Linked DNA regions of Homo sapiens: region 2 is linked to region 1. A link is a contact called in ENCODE Hi-C or POLR2A ChIA-PET data. All regions are on one chromosome and are shown on one strand. Each heading gives the region's core, a stretch centred on a gene start or an enhancer-like site at or near the end of the contact. The rest is flanking DNA. Distances are from core to core; before and after follow the strand shown. Region 1 holds the start of LRRN1 (leucine rich repeat neuronal 1). Region 2 holds the start of EDEM1 (ER degradation enhancing alpha-mannosidase like protein 1).

Region 1 (5,868 bases), core at 1,707-4,206:
TTAAGAGGCATATGATAATTTTCTTTTCAAAATACAGATGTTCTTCTAAAGATTATTCAAATACGACTGTCTTCTGAAGTTTCATCTTTCTTTTTTTTCCTCATTTACCACATAGATCAGTACAATTAGGCTAACACCAATGATAATGTTCCTTCAAACCAAAGCTAAAGAACCTCAAGGGGCTGGTAGGGGAATCCAGAGGGGTTTGTAGTGTCTCAACACAGCCAATCGAGGGGCAAGAACTCTTTACATCAACAATAAGACCTTGCTCTCCTGGGAACTCTTGGGCTCTTGTCTCCAATTCCGTTCTCCTTCAAAAATTCCAAGGTCTTCTACCACACCTTAATAAATAACTATTAAGTGCTTTTTTACTAACTAATAAATTCAGGATCCCAGGACTGGGTGAGCTCATTAGGAGTAATTCAGATGGATTTGAGCTCTTTAAGCAAGAAGCAAGTAAGAGATTTGGTTATGCTGGTTCATTGATTCCTCTTCGTCCAATGATGCAAAAATGCGTGTTTCCTCTTCATCCATCCCAATGACAAGGAGCTTTTAAGTGTCAGTTAACAAGACAGTCCCGAAACCCCTTTGCAGAGTTAAAAAAGGGTAATTTCTAAAATTTGGACCAATTACCAATTCAGGCAATTCAGCAAATTTCTAATAATTACACCACATTTCAGACTCTTTCATAATTGTCATGCTCATTTTTCCTCTTCTGTCCACAGCAAGCCCCATCCTCTCACCCAAATTCCTTCCCCCATCCCTGACACACATTTCTTCCTAATGATAATGCTCTTCTCTCTGTCTGGAACCAAATGCATGCAGTGGTCAAGTAGAAATGGGAAAAGCTGCCTTTCTCACTCTTGCCTTGGGGAAGAGGGAAATTAGTTTAAATAAATGATATGCTAATTTGAAAAGAAATGAATCGAACAGTGGAGAGACAGAGTCCATTTCCTCCACTGGAGCAGCTAGTGCCTTTGAGATATTCTGTCACATGCGGAATCATTATCCCACCTGTCTGAATTGATGTCTTGTTTTAGTCTTCAATACCTGCCTAATAATGCCTAGAGCTTACATCTGTCGTTGAATGCTTACTATATACTAAGCACTGTCCTAAGCATTTTACATGTTTACTCCCACTTAACCATCACAATCCTTTGGGATAAGTACTGATATTAACCCTACTTTAGAGCCAAGGAAATTAAGCCTTAAAGAGATAAAGTGACTTGCCATTAGGGACACAGCTCATAAATTGCAGGGCTGGGACCTAAGCAGTGTTGGCCTGGTTTCAAAATTCACACCTTGGTCCCTGACTCACACCATTCTCATGAAGTCTCTTCCAAAACCTGGAGGCTGTTCTAGATCTGGCCTCCCAAGAGCAACTCTCACCATCATTAATTGCTCCGACTGCTCCTCCAAGACCTACCTCTGTAAAGCTCCTCCTTGAAGGGCACAACCTCATCTCTCTTCCACTCCCAGGAAGGCAGGCTGGAAACCTAATAGAGACTCCCTAAGAAACCTGCATTCTATCTTTCCCTGACCATTCAATTTCCGTACTTCCACCAGAGCCCAACTTCTATCAGACAAACTCCATGCTATCTGCATGCTAACTCCATGGATAATCTGCATGAAAAGGGGGGAAAGAGACAAAATCATGTTACAAAACTTGGGCAAGGGTCTAGACTCAACTTGCTTTGAAAGATCTTAAATCTTCCCATTCATTTGTAGACAGCAGTGGGCCTTTTTCTTCCTCTGCTCTGCACGACCTTCTAGCCCAAGTGCTAGTATCACCTTTTCCTAAAGACTTTTAAGACAAACTGTGACCATTTATGTCTACATGACACAGTTTCAGGATAACAAAGTGTGAAGACACACAAAGACGTCAAACATTTATCAGAGACCTAAGCGAAACGCCAATAAATGTTACAGGGATCAAGAATATGGTTACTGACATTGAATGTATCCTGTGGCTTTGAAGAATCCAAAGGATGATTCTCGAATAATGTATCCTTCCAAATTCTCCAGAAGTTCTAAGTTTAGACATCATAATGAAATGTCACCACGTTCCTCTGCCAGAAGTTGTTCAGTACTGAGGGGCTAATGATGCTTTCGCTTAAAGCCGATTCCCCCAATAAAGGGTGCCAAGGCTTTTCTGAAGCCCTGCTTCCGGCTGGCGACTTTGAAGCTGAGACGCAGGTTCACGCGCAGTTTCCGAAGACCTATTCCGTCCCCACCCTCCTCCCCTTCCTCGGAGACACCTCCACTTAACACTGCCTTCTCAGTCCCTCGCCGCCTGTTTAAACACAACTTCCACCCCTCACAAATCAGAAAGCTGTAATTTCAAAGTTTCAGAAACGTTTTCGGAAAGCCTCCTCCAATGGGAAGCGACTTCGCCGCTGAGTTAAGCGTCCGAATCCTCCTTCCCGCGGCAGGGACACCGGCCCGGGCCAGGTCTGCGGAGGACGCCCCCGGGCGCGCACACACAGCCCGAGGACGCGCCCTGTATTTTAAGACGCAGGGTCGGATTTCACCCCGAAACTTGGCTCCCACAGCCCCAGGCCGAACTGTGTCTGGTTCTCAGCCCCCGAGCCCGAGTTCTACGCCGCAAAGAGATGGGGCCCCATTGTGCCTAGCTGGCCTCCTAGCACGGACGTGTATTTTCTTTTGGTCTGTCTTTTGCTAAAAACCGGCAGTGCGCTTCGCCTCCCTGCCCAGCCGCAGCCTGCCGTCCCCTAGACAAAAAGCGGCGACCGCGGCCCGGCCACCCGAGCCCCGCCGCGCTGCGCCTTTGTTGGGCGGTCCACAGATGGTGCCCAGCACGGGGCCGCGCCGAGGGCGGGGGCGGGAGGCCGCGAAGAGGGTCGGGCGGGAGGGGAGGAGACGGCGGAGCAGCCAATCCGCGCGCGGCCCATCAGCTGACCGCCTTTGCTTACACCAGGTGCACGCCGGCTGCGGGGAGCACAAAGCGGGGCGCACCGCGGGCGCCGGCAACGAGCCGGTGAACGAGGCGAGGCCCGTGCGCCCGCGGCTGCAAGCGCCCGCCTGGCGGGGAGAGGGGCCGACGGCGTCAGCCCGGGCGGCGGCATCCCTAGGCGCCTGGGGCGCCTTCCTCCGGACCTGGCCGCTCGCTGCCCCGCCCTCTGCACCCCACTTCTCCGACCCTCCTTCCCAGTCCTGCCTCCCCCTGCCCTGGCCTCTGAGAGCCGACTGAGCCCAGCCCCGTGCAGCAGCGGTTGCCTGTGTCGCCGCCTAGTCTCCGGTCTTGGTGCTCTCCCGGGGGTGCCCCAAGGAGCCAGTGCGCGCTGCGGGCTGGGAAGGAGGCGCCGCTCAGCTAGTCCTCCTCCTCCTCCTCGTCTTTCTCCTCCTCCTGCTGCTGCTGCCGCCGCCGCCGCCGTGGGTGCCGGGTCCGCGCGCACCCCAACACCCCCACCAGCTGGGCCTCGGGGTAAGTCCCTGGCCGGCCGCGCCGCGGCAGGAGGTGTGGGAGGCAGCGAGGGGAAGTCGAGGCAAACTTGGTGGCGTGGGAGACCCTACGGGGTCTGGGGAACCTCAGGGTAAGATCGCGGGCCTGAGGGGGACGAGGGGGCGCGGCTCACGGAGCTGGGGAAAATGACGAAGTCGGGAAACGAGAATATAGTGCCCCGTTTCCCCCCGTCCCCCTTGCCAAAAAAAAAAAAAAAAAGGTGTGGGAGAGCGATAGTTGGGAAGGCAGGCCAGATAGAAACAGGCAAAAAAAGGCAGTGACCGGAGCCGAGCCTGCTGGATTTCAGGGGCCGACCAGGGGAGGGAGGTGCCCGGGGACGGGGAGGGAGGAGGGCTGCCGGGATGTGAACCGGGGAAGGCAGCTGGGGCTGGAGAGCAGCGCGGAAAGGGGGCCCAGGGAGCTGGAAAGAGGGCCAAGAGGAGGGCAAGGAAGGTGGCGGGCGACGGGGAGAGGAAAGAAAAAGGGTGTCTTGGCGGTGGCCTTGGTAAGAGAAAGGGGCAAGGGGTATAATTGACAAGGCACTGAAAGTATTGAAGTCAGAGCCTTGGGAAGGATCTACCGAACTCTCGGCGGTCCACGCGGGGACAGACCTCAGCCCGTGAGCCTTGAGCTCCACGCGGGGACAGACCTCAGCCCGTGAGCCTTGAGCTCCACGCGGGGACAGACCTCAGCCCGTGAGCCTTGAGCTCCACGCGGGGACAGACCTCAGCCCGTGAGCCTTGAGCTCCACGCGGGGACAGACCTCAGCCCGTGAGCCTTGAGCTCCACGCGGGGACAGACCTCAGCCCGTGAGCCTTGAGCCCAGAAGGAGTGGCAGCCTCAGGACGTTTGCCAGGTGGCCTGGAATGTGAGGGAAGCCTCAGCCCCGCCAGGAACAGAGCTGGCGCTGAGTTCCCGGCTCGGCCCGGGTCAGAAGCGAGGAAAGTTTGCCGGCGAGTGTCCTTTGTGCTGCGTGGAGAGGGGTGTGGGCGGCCGCCGACTCGGCGCTTCCCCGCCGCCCGCCCAGGGAGTCCCTGCCTGGCAAGCTGGGGCTCGGGGAAAAGTCCAGCAGCGAGAGGGCCGCGTGTCCCGGGACGGTTCCAGGGGAGCCCGCGCGGAAACGCGGACCAGGCGCTTCGGCCCGGATGCCGGATCCAGGAGAAGGGGACCTCGCTTGCCGTGTCCACCGCCGCGGCCCCAGCGCCAAGAACAGAGCCTGGCCGTGAGTGAACGACTGGCCGGGGTACAAATGGTTCTGAAGCACTTGAAGCTCACAGGCAAAGGCTAAGAGTCTAAATCCCATCCCGCCGTAAGTATTTTCATTCCCAAACCTAAATCGTAAAGGAAAAGTGGAATTCTAATTGGGTGAGGGAACAGGTGCTGCCGACTCTGGCTTTTGCGTGGAGGATTTTCTAAAAGACAACATGTTTTGTTTTGTCTTGCCATGACAATCTAAATCATGTTAGTGGAATAGGCTCATTATTTCATTTTTAAAAGCTAGGGCTGGAGGAGTGGAAAGTTCAGGAAGGCACTTTGATCAGTATAAATCTAGAGTAAAAGTGTTATTGGCTCCAGGGCCATATGTGTCCCGAAGTCTCTGATTTGCATGCAAATGTGAGCGGATCCTGGCAGATGTCTGGCCTCATCCATTCACATGAAGGAATTTGAAAAGACAAGGAGTCTTCAGTTAACAATAGACCTTAAGAAAAGAGAATAAAGACGCAGTGTGAGTTTTTCTGTTTGGGAATTCCATGGTTTGCTGACACCTTTATTCAGGAGCCAAATTCTTTAAGTGCTATTGTATTGAAAGCTCAAAGTGCTGCTTGCTCTTTACCTGGCTGTATATATTCGTGCAATATTCAAGCTGGATATTCTAAGCTAGTTAGGAAAAGGTTTGTGTGAAGCAGACAGTAACTTTAACCCACTTCTGGCGGCTTGAAGTGATTTCTGAATTGACCCCTCAACTTTTCGAGTTTTCTTTTAATAATTTGACTCTTGCTCAAATTTGGTCCTCATCTTCAGAGCTATTCATTATAGTAGAAGATCGTTGTCGTTGACCGACATGAAGATTTCCTGAGAATGTCCACTGTCTAGCTGAGAATGTCCACTGTCTAGCCAAAGTCATTTCGGTTCTTAAGGCACCAAACTGTAGAACTGCAGGTGATGCAACTGTCCCAACCCTAGTTACCCGAGTGGTTTTCAGGTCACATAACAGTGAACGGGGAGGTAGTCGTGCAGTAGACTCTGGAGCAAGGGCCTTTCTGCCGTGTCTAACATTAGCTGCGTGACCACACTGCACTGTTCACCTCTTGGCGTTGTGCGACAGCTGAACAAAAGGCAGGCAGTGTGGGCCGCACGTGAGGCAGGCGATTATATTAATACCTACGACTAACCAGCCCCAGTGG
Region 2 (5,335 bases), core at 1,019-3,518, 1.4 Mb after region 1:
TAAAGAGTTGATTTTCAAGACTGGAGTTTTCTGATTGGGTATGGGTGTTGTCCCAATCTTATCAGTACATTTAGCTTAAGGAGAGTCCTAATCGAAAGGACTAGCACAAAATAACCCATTTCTTTCATTTCAGTTTCATTCCAGAAGGAAACACTTTCTGAACCTAGACCCTAATGCCTAGGCTATGCCTTGCAGGGCACTAATGTCAAAACTATTGCTTTTGGGTGGCTTGGAAAGAGCAGAGGGACCTGTCTGCTCAAGGGCCAGCTATTTGAAGTGCAAATTGCCCTAAAGTGTAGTAACTCCCTTTCTGCCTAGAGCCAACAGGCTCTGAGAATTGAGCCCCCAACCTGATTTCTTCCATTATGGCTTGTGGAATAAGCTTTACAGTTTTCTATGAAGATTAAATAAGCACACATGTCAAAGTGTTTTGAAAACCATCAGTTTTACTATGAAAAGCATCTTTCAGGAGTTGGATGGTTTTCTCTGGTTATTAAAAGATTTATTTTTATAAGAGTTTTTCTCTAACATCAAGACAGAAGCTGTCCTCAATGTGGCCTGCAGTTAACCAGGTCAAATTTAAGTTAAAATTTGCAATAAAGTAGCCCCGGAAGGAAACATGCAACATGCAACTGAATATTCACATTCAGTTTGCAAGTTCCAGGAAGGCAGAAGTTCAGGATCAAGGGCTGGAGCTGGGCTGCCAGCACAGTCCCTAGGCATCCTTCACAGAGGGGAAAAAGCAGAAGCTGTGTAGTCTAAAGACCCTGGCTCAAGCTGTCTTCGTAATCTTTTTGCTGCTTGGGCTGCTCTCGATGTCTCAATGTTGGGAAAGAACAAGGCTCAGCCAACAGTAAGGACCTTCCTATGTGCCAGCTACCATGTGCTGTAATCAAGTGTTTTCTTAGTTCCCCTTACACCTCCTCTGTATTTCAGAAAGTCCTCTACCCTGAAAATGTGATGAGAGTGCCACATGACAACTTACCTTCTTATGCACTCCATTGGTCGGCCATTCAGCCAATATCAGATTTGGGGGTCTAGTCAGGTCTTGCTTCCCAAGCTTTTCAGAAACCCTGATGAAACAGGCATAGGGTCTAAACTTAGGGAGGGCAAAACTTACAGCCAACTCCAAATGCAGCAAGCAAAATAAATAAGCGCCTAAACCATTGAATCTTTATGTGAAAGCCATAGCCCTTTAGAGCTAACATTTGCAATCTTCTTAATTATAGGAAGTAGATACAGAGGGGTAAAGTTATTTAACTGGGAATCTACCCCACACCTCAAAGGTTAGGTCACTAATTGCGGGTGCACAGGAGAGATGGTAGGATGGGAGGGACAGGAGAAGACATGTTTAGATATATCTGGTAAATAATTTGGTGGTGGTGGGAGCCTTCATTCCCACCCCCAACCCGCCCCCCCCTTTTAAAAAAATCCTATTTCCGAGACAAAAGCAATATAACATAACTTTGTATTTCCTGAAACTTCCAGTTTCTAAGAACTGTCCAAGAGTACTTACACGCACATTCCCGAGACCGTTGGAGTTGTTCGATAGGTCTAGGGAGGGATCTGGGGATACGTGTTTTACAAGCACCATGAGCGATTCTTCAAAGTTGGGTGTTTGAATCAAAAGAGCAGAATTCATGATACCGTTTTGTGCACTCCTTGAGCTAAAAGGTAGTATCCCACCCTCTCCATAAACAGACACCTAAGTTATAAAACTTATGCGCTCGATATGCAAAAATAGCTCGTTTTATACAGAAACGATCCTTTCCTTCTTTTCCTTATATATCTTTTAACTGTCATCACTCCTAACCTAGACCTAGAGTGGCTTTTTCCGGTCCTAGCTCTGCCGGACACACGCTCTGCCCAGAGACCCGATCCACCCAAGGCCAGGCGGTCTGGGGTCACGTCTGTGTCCAGCGTCCGGCGGGCGCTGCCGTGCCGCTCTCCCATTGGCTGGAAGTTCCCTCGCGGGCCGGCGCGGCTCCTGCTCGCCACGCCAGCCCATCGGGCTACGGACCGCCCAGGGGGGCGGGGCTTGGGAGTTGGGGCGGGGCCCGGGTGAGGGGCGGGGCCTCGGGGCGTCGCGGACGTCCTGGCGGCCTACTGCGTGGGAGGGAGTCCTGGGCCGCGCCCCGCGAGGCCGGGCCCAGGCCGGGCCAATCCCGGGCCACTGGGCGGGCGACCGTGGGGCCTGGCCGGCCCGCCGGAGAGCCTGGGGGTTGGGGACGATGGGCTAGTTCCTGGTGCGTCACGGGGGAGTTCCTTAAAGGGGAAGCGAGCCGGGCTACGGGGCGAGCGCGGGGTGCGGTGGTCGGCGGGGAGGCCCCCGCGCTTTAAAATAATGCCCGCGGCGCCCGCGCGACCATGCAATGGCGAGCGCTCGTCCTGGGGCTGGTGCTCCTCCGGCTTGGCCTCCATGGAGTATTGTGGCTCGTCTTCGGGCTGGGGCCCAGCATGGGCTTCTACCAGCGCTTTCCGCTCAGCTTCGGCTTCCAGCGTCTGAGGAGCCCCGACGGCCCCGCGTCGCCCACCTCGGGGCCCGTGGGCCGGCCTGGGGGGGTATCCGGGCCGTCGTGGCTGCAGCCGCCGGGGACCGGGGCAGCGCAGAGCCCGCGCAAGGCTCCGCGGCGTCCTGGGCCGGGGATGTGCGGCCCAGCCAACTGGGGCTACGTGCTGGGCGGCCGGGGCCGCGGCCCGGACGAGTACGAGAAGCGCTACAGCGGCGCCTTCCCTCCGCAGCTGCGTGCCCAGATGCGCGACCTGGCACGGGGCATGTTCGTCTTTGGCTACGACAACTACATGGCTCACGCCTTCCCCCAGGACGAGCTCAACCCCATCCACTGCCGCGGCCGTGGGCCCGACCGCGGGGACCCGTGAGTAGCCCCCGCCGCCCGGGGCCGCGCGCCCACGCGCTTCCTTCCGCCCTCCGCGCCGGGGTGCAGCCCTCTGTCCTCCGGGGCCCCCGAGGGCGCCAGGGCCGTTAGGGTCCCGGGCAGCGCTCCCGCGCCCTGTCCCGTGTGAGTCCCTGTGAAGACCCCCGAGCTTGAGGGTGCGGGGTGGGCCGGTGGCCTTCCTCTCCTGATTCTCCCGGAATCTCCAAACTTCAGAACTGCTGTCCAGCTCAGTGTCTTACGCGTGAGGATACTGAGGTCCAGGACCAGAAGGGACAGTGGCAGTGCCAAGGGCTGGCTTGGAGGGCTTTCCACTTCCATCCGACCCCTTCCTCCGGATGAGCATAAACTCTAAATGAAATCTCCATCATGCCCCCCGTGTAAACGCAGCCTCAGAACAAGCCTTTACCTCGCACCCCCACCTCTATCACATTGCCACACCCACGTCTTTTCTATGTAAAAAGCCTATAGTTGACTTCTCCAAAGCCGTCCATTGAGTTTGAGGCAGAACGGGGTTACAGCCTCTCCTTCACAGGGGCTGCTTCTTAGGCTGAGGATAGTTAGGTGGTGGGGAGGGAAGCTATGTGGCCCACTTTTGGGGTCCAGATACTTGAGGTGAAATTCACTGGATGCCAGATTGACTGTCAACGTCATCGCCCTGTACGATCTGTCTATAAATCCCCCGCCTCTGGTGGCGTGGTTGTCCGGGAAGGTCAGGCAGTCTTCCCTGTTCACCAGCCTTGTTTGCAAAGGCTGAGCTCCAAGGGTCACCACTGTTGACATCAAAGTCCAAGAGGGCAGTACACCCAGCTAAGGACCTCTTACCTGTAGGGAAGGAATGTGCATTGCCATAGACCCTGTTAGTCCAAATAGTTGACTCCCCTCCCCTGGATGGGAGTGGAGGAGTTGGTTTGCTCAGTGTCTTGGCACCGTCTGGGGCAAGCATTTTCCTTCACCTGGAGGAAAGCAGTGGAGTCCAGTCCTTAGGTTCTGATAAGGAAGCCTATAGACTAAACGGAGTTGGGTTTTTAAAATGGTGTGGTTATTTACACATTTATGTTTTAAATTGCAGTTTGAGAGCATGATTTCTACCGAAGCAAGGGGACATCCCAAGCTAAATTCAAAGGACTGAGCCTTTTCAAAATTCTAGGAAACCGATGAGTTTTTCTTGCTTAACCATAGCGTTTATACGTATAAGTGTATTTTCTATCTCAATTTTTTTGAGAAAAAATATTAAATTTTGAAAAAAAAGTATTTGGCCTTTCCAGATTTTTTGTTTGTTTTTTGAGACGGAGTCTCGCTTTGTCGCCCAGGCTGGAGTGCAGTGGCGCGATCTCCGCTCACTGCAACCTCCGCCTCTGTGGTTAAAGTGATTCTCCTGCCTCAGCCTCCCGAGTAGCTGGGACTACAGACTCGTGCCACCACGCCCGGCTAATTTTTTGTATTTTTAGTAGAGACGGGGTTTCACCGTATTAGCCAGGATGGTCTCATCTCCTGACCTCGTGATCCACCCGCCTGGGCCTCCCAAAGTGCTGGGATTACAGGCGTGAGCCACCGCTCCCGGCCATGGTCTTTCCAGATTTTAAGAAATGAATGAATTATTTGGCTCACTTAACTAGAGGGGACTTTATACCTATAAATGTATTTTCTTTCTTAGTTTTTTTTTTGGGGGGGGGGATAAACTTCATTTAATTGTGGTCTTTTTTTTGTTGTCAGCCTACATCATGCTTTGATGTTTTTTCTTTTTAAATCAACATCATTAAAGTTTGAAAAATATCATAAAATCCCACCAGCTATTTTAAATTTATTTTTGCCACTAGTTCCTACCCATATGTCTATGCATGTTTTACATAGTTGCAATCATAGTATGTGTACATATTTTGGATCTTAATTTGTGCTTTTCCACTAGTGCTCTTGGTATTACAAGAAGGGAGAGAGCACTTCCAATAAGTGCCTTTATTCCTGCTCACAGACTGTTTCTCAGATTACCTTTTATCAGGTGGACTGAAGTTGAAAACAGTTTAACGGGGAATTGTGATAACACTTTCATTTGAGAATATGACGGTTTGGAGAGTGAGTTGATGACATTTTAATGTTTTTCTTAATGAACCTTAAAAGCGCTTCTGGAGAACCTTAAGAATCCCTTCCCAGCAAAGTGAGGTGGTGGTTGATTTAACTTGCTGGTCTTTGTGGTATCATGTGTGCTGTTGGCCTTTATTTCAGGATGAAGGCTGCCGATGAGTGTTTTGGTTTGGTTATGCATTGGTTTGGTTATGCGTAAGTTAAGGTCAGGTTGCTTTGAGACAGATGTGTTATTGGAAAGAGGGTTTTAGAAGTATTGAGGAGGTGGGGATGGCATTAGGGAAGGGTTGTGCCCTGAGCTGGGTAGGCCCGTTGGTTGGTAAACCTTTGTTGTCTTTGAGGAGGCCAAAGAAGCCTTG

What was found. Hi-C counts contacts between places; a loop is a spot of excess contacts on that map. ChIA-PET counts read pairs that join two places held with the same protein, here RNA polymerase II (POLR2A). Pooled maps may share reads with other maps.
Region 2: a loop to region 1 is called in a map of CD8-positive, alpha-beta T cell, with 19 times the contacts of the local background. The contact joins the promoter of EDEM1 here to the promoter of LRRN1 in region 1. A Hi-C loop is called at or near these places in 1 of 168 maps with a recorded cell type or tissue (CD8-positive, alpha-beta T cell) and 5 of 50 pooled maps. POLR2A ChIA-PET finds 5 or more read pairs at or near these places in 1 of 52 experiments (activated CD8-positive, alpha-beta T cell).

What each region holds. Positions count from the first base shown.
Region 1 is chr3:3,796,475-3,802,342 of GRCh38, forward strand. It overlaps LRRN1 (leucine rich repeat neuronal 1), which reads left to right and starts at 2,957. Exons shown (of 2, transcript NM_020873.7): 1 at 2,957-3,445. It overlaps LOC100130207 (a long non-coding RNA gene), which reads right to left and starts at 4,401. Exons shown (of 6, transcript NR_149025.1): 1 at 4,227-4,401. RefSeq lists silencers at 2,858-2,927, 2,938-3,027, 3,168-3,277, 5,811-5,868.
Region 2 is chr3:5,185,439-5,190,773 of GRCh38, forward strand. It overlaps EDEM1 (ER degradation enhancing alpha-mannosidase like protein 1), which reads left to right and starts at 2,269. Exons shown (of 12, transcript NM_014674.3): 1 at 2,269-2,876. The coding sequence starts at 2,368. RefSeq lists enhancers at 727-786, 3,208-3,257 and silencers at 1,898-2,307, 2,548-2,717, 2,768-3,057, 4,255-4,374.